2 separate regions of the Homo sapiens genome follow, and region 2 is linked to region 1. Evidence: chromatin contacts called from ENCODE Hi-C or POLR2A ChIA-PET data. All regions are on one chromosome and are shown on one strand. Each heading gives the region's core, a stretch centred on a gene start or an enhancer-like site at or near the end of the contact. The rest is flanking DNA. Distances are from core to core; before and after follow the strand shown. Region 1 has its middle 320 kb from the start of EPHA4. Region 2 overlaps LOC105373900 (a long non-coding RNA gene).

Region 1 (3,113 bases), core at 234-2,733:
CAACTTTCTCAAATTCCAGCCTGGTTACGCTTGATAATAATACCTTCTTATTTCCTAGTATTCTCATGATCTGGATACCAGCCCTGCCTATGTAACGTCAGGTATGAACGAACGTGGTTCGGCATCAATTCCCAGAGAGCAAGCCAGCAGAGCGCCTCAGCGTTGCTCTCTGTGCTCCCTGCTCGGCTGTGACTCCTGACACTTTTCTTGCTTAAGAAAACAGCGTTAACATTATCCACATTTGCTTTTGGCTTTCGCTACCAAGCAGCCTGGCACCAACCCCCAGCCACACCACAGCAGACTCTCTGCCGGACTGTTCCTAACGTCAGCTCTTTCTGCCCCTTGTGACTTCTTCCCACTCCCACACCAGGGTGGGGCTTTAGCACTGTAACAGACTGGAGGCCCTTTGGAAGGGCCCAGTAGTGAGAGGAGTGAAGAGCAGCTGCAAGGAATGCGTGAACTATCAGTCCTTCGTCCCTTCCTCTAGTTACATTTCAACATCTTGGCTGAAATGAAATTTGAAATGCAAAAGGTTTAAAGAACATTTCTCAAACCCACAATTTCCCAGCAGCTTGAAAACCTCTTAAAACATTACCTTCAATCTGCTGCTGGTGATGAGTGGATGTTGAGTACTTATGTGAACGATGTCATGCTGCTTAGTCATGAGATGCCTTCCACATCTCCCGGGCTCACCCACAAGCGAGCATTCAAACCAGTGAGGCTCCCTTTGGTTTCTGGGAAGAACAATCCAACTCTGAGAAAGCTGATACCTATGGTGTCTCTGCTGAGGAATAATTCCCTAAATGCATAAAGGATGCTCATCTAAATAAGGAAATGGAGACTTAGATTAGAGGGTGCAAGAATAAAGAGAGGATTTATCCTGCAAACAAAAGGAAGGAGAACTCTTTCCACTCTCCCTCCTTTGGGGTAGGCTTTGAGGTTGATATCTTAGTTGTGACCTATCTTTGGCAACATCGTCATTCTTATTTAGGGTGAATGAGGCTCCTGTGAGGGCTTCAGTGGGAGTCCCGTTGTCAATTCTGCATTAAAGAAGCATTAAAATAAAGTGTTACTGTAAGAAGCTCTGTCTGCTAGACAGTTCTCAGAAGAGCTTTGTGCCTCTTCTGAGAGCTGCTTGCTTTTTCTTTCCATTTTCAGGAGGGGAAAAAAATGTTCCTAATGAACCAAACCTTTTTAATTGATTATAAAAACAGAGGAGAACATAGCAGTGGGAATTGTTGGCAAGGCTTTATAGCATGTGGCGAATCACTGCATATTCATTTGTCTCTCATTGGCCAAGATGAATCCTCTTTTGGTATTAAAGCAAATGTGCTGTGAAGTTGCAGAGGACAGGGTTTAACAACTTTTCCTGGCTTGAGGCCTGGGTAATTTTTTTTTGGTGGAGTGGTAGGAGGGCCAGGAAGCGGCGGGGGCAAGGAGCCGAGTGGGGAGCAGTGAAGTGGGGGAGTGTTTTAGGGAAGGCAAGGAGCTGCGTAGCACTGAGATAGTCTCTGAAGTAGCTGAGAAGAATGGCTTCCTTCGTGTAGGTGGGAGGTGGGAGAGCTGCATTACAATGTGGAAACTGCAGGAATAGTCTGACTGCAGAGTGGCCATACTTGGCATAGAACACAATTACCTTGAAAGTCCAGGAAATGGGGCTGAAATGAATTCTTTTATGACAGAAGAGAGGACATAGTTCATCTGACTTCAGCTTCTTTTCACTGTGTCTCGAGGAGTGGGAAGGGAACATGGCTATGTCGTATGTAAACTAAGAGAGCGGGTTCTGCTTTCTCATCCTCCATTCCTGCTCCCTGACTCAGGCTCTTATAACCACTCATCTTCCTTCTCTTCTATCATTGTGTTCCTCACATCCCCTGCACCATGTCTGCCTTCTTCTCCAGTCCACTTGGACTCAGGTTATTCAGTTTGTTTAAAGAGTCAGTTTCTTCCCGCCTCAGGACCTTAGCACATGCTATTCCTTTCACCTGAGTGCCCTTCTCCAACCCCCTGCTTCTCTCCACATGGGCCTGGCTGACTCTACTCATCCTTCAAGCCACAACTGAACAGTATCTCATCAAGGAAGCCTTTTGGGAACACCCTGACCAGCATGGGCCCCCCTGTTAGGGATTCTTTACACAAGGTACTTTTCTTTTGTAGCAAGTATTGCAACTGTGATTACATAATTGCTTGCGGTAATCAGCATGATATGAATGTTTCTGGCAGATCTTTAGGAGATATTAATAAAAAATTGACAAATTGTTTGTTTTCATTTATACCTTTCATCATGAAATATTTACAACATTTTTAGAGATAACGGTGATTTCAATAATTGTGATTGTTGACACAGCAGCATAGAGTACTCCCTGCCTGATTCCAGAAAGGATTAGAAAAGTTTATCAATCAGATGTTTGTCCTTGTGAGAGATTCAGAAGCTCATAGAGTTCTACAAACTCTTTCCTAAATTGCATCAAGTTCCAAATAGATGATGCGTGTTTAACAGTGCATATGGTAAACATTTTAAGAAATATTTCAAAAGGCTTAAATGAGCATGTGCTTAAACTCTTCACTAATTCTTATTTTGTCACTTGTTACTTCTGAATCAGCAGGCAAATTTCCCCCAGTCACTGAAAGTTTGTTCTTTGGATGGAGTGACCAAAGAAAAATCATGACCAGTTGAACCTCAGGGACATGTATGATAAACACTATGTTCAGAGGAAAAACTTTTATCTGAATAGTCTAAGACTGGCAGTTGGTTAATCACGTCTTTTAAAGCAGTAGATTGGGAGGGGAGAGGGTGGATAAAACATACATTTAAATGTTTTATTTTAAGTCAGAACATAAATATACATCTATTTTTCAATCTTATGATGTAGACCTAGTCCTTTACTTTCTTTTTCTCTTCTTTTTTTTTGAAATGGAGCCTCGCCCTGTCACCCAGGGTGGAGTGCAGTGGTGTGATCTCAGCTCACTGCAACTTCTGCCGTCTGGGTTCAAGCAATTCTCGGGCCTCAGCCTCCCGAGTAGCTGGGATTACAGGTACACACCACCACCACCACGCCTGGCTAATTTTTTTATTTTTAGTAGAGATGGGGTTCCATCATATTGGCCAGTCT
Region 2 (3,113 bases), core at 417-2,916, 47 kb before region 1:
CATAAATGTATCATACAAATGAGTGTGTGTGCATGCGTATTAGGCTAACATAGAAAAAGATTTGAAATAATACTTGCATAGCTATTTACAGTGACAAATGTTTTTTTTTTTGTATCAAAGAAAATATTTTATTCAAGTTCCCAAAACAAACTTGAGGAGTTATGCTGGGTTTGAATTGAAGAAAAAAGGCCAAGTTAAAATAGGAAAACAAATGGTTTTCATTTGGTGGCAGTTGAAATAAAAGTATACACGTGTATACATTGTAATCCGTCATCTATCCCATGTGGCATTTTCCAAGGTTTTAAGAGTCTACCAGGCCAAACCCTTTGCCACTTTCACTGCTTTTGCTTTGTTTTTCTCCTTTCTTTTCTCTCGCTTTGCCTTTAGCCTTTTTCTTTGCCTTTGGTTCATCCATATTGGGTACTGTCCATGCTGGTCTAGAAGAGTCTTTTTGTTTCTCTTAATATCAGTCTCCATTTTCATGTCATCTTTTTCATCTTTTACCTCACATTGCATTTTCTCTTGGCAATGTTTGGGTTTGGGTACCACCACAGTTGCTATCTCTTGAACATCTTTCATTAAAACGTCATCGTCTAGTTTGAGAATACTTTTAAGCCTGCTGACCTCCTCTGGGGCATTCTTTTTTCTCTTTTCAGCACGCATCTTTCTTTTCCACTTACTCCATAAGCTTTTAGCCATATTTTACCTGAGAAACGAACACACACACTTCAGGATCACGCCGACCGGCGACAACTCTTGAGGTTAGTGGTTTTTGTCTTTATAATGCAATTCTATAGTGATGTAACTTATTACCACAAATGTAATAATTTTACAATCAAAAATAAAATGTAAATATGAGTCTTGGTCTTGAAATGACTTGGCAAATCAACACATTTCTTCTGCTCCTGTCCCCTTTCCCACCTCCCCAGTTATTTAACACTGAAATATTAATACTTCAAAGACCTAAGGACTAAATATAAAATAAATTAGTTCTTAGTGTTAGCTCTTGTGTTATTCTGCCCTGAATCCAATCCTGACACTTCCACTAGCTACTTGTGTATTTCAGAAAATATACAAGTTCCAATGCTCAGCTTCCTCACCTATTAAATAAAAAAAAAAAAAAATTGACATAAACAAAGGAGTTGGGCAGAGAAATTTTCTTCCATTTCTGAGATACTGTGTTTTCTGTTGAAACAAAATAAATTTCATGGTCCTTTGCAGCATAATACTTTCTCCCATGTACTTCACACTTTATAGTAAATAACTCATTACTTTACTGGAGGAATGACTAACAATGATATCATAATGCTCAATTTAGTCCTGATTTTTTTGTTGTTGTTCTGAGTATCTTGAATGTGAATCTGTGGACCACTAACACACCTTCAGACCTTCAAAACTTCTGCACAAGGAAGGTTCAGAGGTTCTGACCTTCCTTTTGGAAAATGGTGACCAAGTGCATCCTCATGTTAGGGTTGACAAGTATTGAGGGTACACTGTGCTCTTCTCATTCTCTCCTGGGCTTGCTTGCATTTGAAGCTAGCTGCCCTTTTCCTACCCTGCAGAAGGCTCAGAATTGTGGCTGGCAGACTTCCTGGAACATTGTGTCACAAACCCTTGTTCTTTTTATTGCTCAGCTGGTCCAGGGCATATATTTGCAGCAAGCTGGCCTTTCAAGAGAATGCATTATGAATAAAGGCCACTGCGATTTGTTTGACACCATTAAAGTTATTTTGCTTTCTCTGACCAGAGTGAGATCATCAATTACTTTCCTTCTCTGAAGAACTGAGTAAACATGACTCTAAGGATCACCCATTACTTGCAGAGCAATGAGAGGCACAGAAGACGCTTTGCCTGCCCTTGGAAGTTTAAATTTGTATTGTGGGAGACAGAAGGGCTAAAAAATAAATCACAAATGTAGAATGTGATGTGCCATTTAAAAAAGCAGCAAAGATAAATGTACTGAACAAAGAGATATGAAACTATGTTCTGAGGAAGTACTGAAGTGGCTTCTTGAGGACTTTAGAAAAGCACTTTCCCCAGAAACACATCAGGGAGAAAAGTCAGAGATTTGTATGATATCACTATGATAAAGGAATTTCTAGAACAATTTTTATAGTAATAGTTTAGGCCACATTGGACTGATTTGTATTTATCAAGCTAAAATAAAGTTATCACTTTTATATTTCCAGTAGATTAATACTCTATAGGAGTTCAGATGGCCAGAAATTGAAGAGGTGCTCTCTATGGCAGTCTTCCTCTATGTGGGGTCTAAACAAGACCACCTATTGTGGAATAAAGAAAGAATACTAGATCTTTCAAAATTTTTTTTTACACTGTTCTCTAAAATGTTCTACCTTTGTATTTGTTTTATAACAGTCATGACACATTAGTAAATATTACAAGAATATAATTTCTAAATATACACTCATGGTTAGGGTTGCATACCTAAAGACACTTTAATTTGTGAAATATGTATTTGTTAAATTTTACTTTAACTCAGTTATTTTGAACATTTTGATTAGTAGTTTAAATGACACTTGTAGAAATATGATAGTCAAAAAATTTAGAAATCAGTGCTTTTGAAAAAAATAACTCCTAATTTAATTTGTACAGTAAAATATAATCTTTTTTATAAAGGAAGCTTACTCTTTTAAAAGCAAATCTAGTGTTTCTTCTGAATTTCTTACATATCAGAACAATCTTTAGTCTGAAAAAGTTGGCAGAAAAATCCATGATTAATAGATAAATAGTATTCTTTTCAAATGCTTCTGGCTTTTAAGCTAAGCCACCAGGGATTTGCATGTGGGGAAAGAGTTTTGAAGGTAAGAGGTTTTTCTTCTTATGATTTGAATGCAATGCTTTTGGGATTTCTGTGATTTATTGGTAGTAAAGTGACTTTGGTAGGATGAGCTACTTGAAGCTTTTCTTGTCACTGTGCTGTTACTAATACCTGGAATCCACCCTATCTCCAGAGTCCATCCCCTGCACCAGGTAGACTGTGGTCATTTGGTGCCACCAGCTCTGTCTTTCCATTTTATTCTCTGTCAGGTTCCCTCTCACACCCTGCAGCAGGTGGGTTATTCTTATTGAATTCATGTGTAATTATGGAAAAT

Evidence for each region. A loop is a pair of places that touch in the nucleus more often than their neighbours do. ChIA-PET counts read pairs that join two places held with the same protein, here RNA polymerase II (POLR2A).
Region 2: a map of ascending aorta shows a loop between it and region 1 (1.9-fold over the local background). The contact joins two enhancer-like sites. A Hi-C loop is called at or near these places in 1 of 168 maps with a recorded cell type or tissue (ascending aorta). POLR2A ChIA-PET finds 5 or more read pairs at or near these places in 1 of 52 experiments (MCF 10A).

Annotation. Positions count from the first base shown.
Region 1 is chr2:221,894,206-221,897,318 of GRCh38, reverse strand. No RefSeq gene overlaps it. Among named protein-coding and RNA genes, the nearest start is that of EPHA4, 320 kb to the right of the region's middle. RefSeq lists an enhancer at 1-1,169. Within about 2 kb of position 1,483, at least 3 of the 41 ENCODE cell types and tissues checked have a DNase peak (open chromatin) inside an H3K27ac peak, as active enhancers do.
Region 2 is chr2:221,941,809-221,944,921 of GRCh38, reverse strand. The region is part of intron 1 of LOC105373900 (a long non-coding RNA gene); the gene reads left to right. It also overlaps the pseudogene LLPHP3. Among named protein-coding and RNA genes, the nearest start is that of CCDC140, 350 kb to the left of the region's middle. Within about 2 kb of position 1,666, at least 7 of the 41 ENCODE cell types and tissues checked have a DNase peak (open chromatin) inside an H3K27ac peak, as active enhancers do.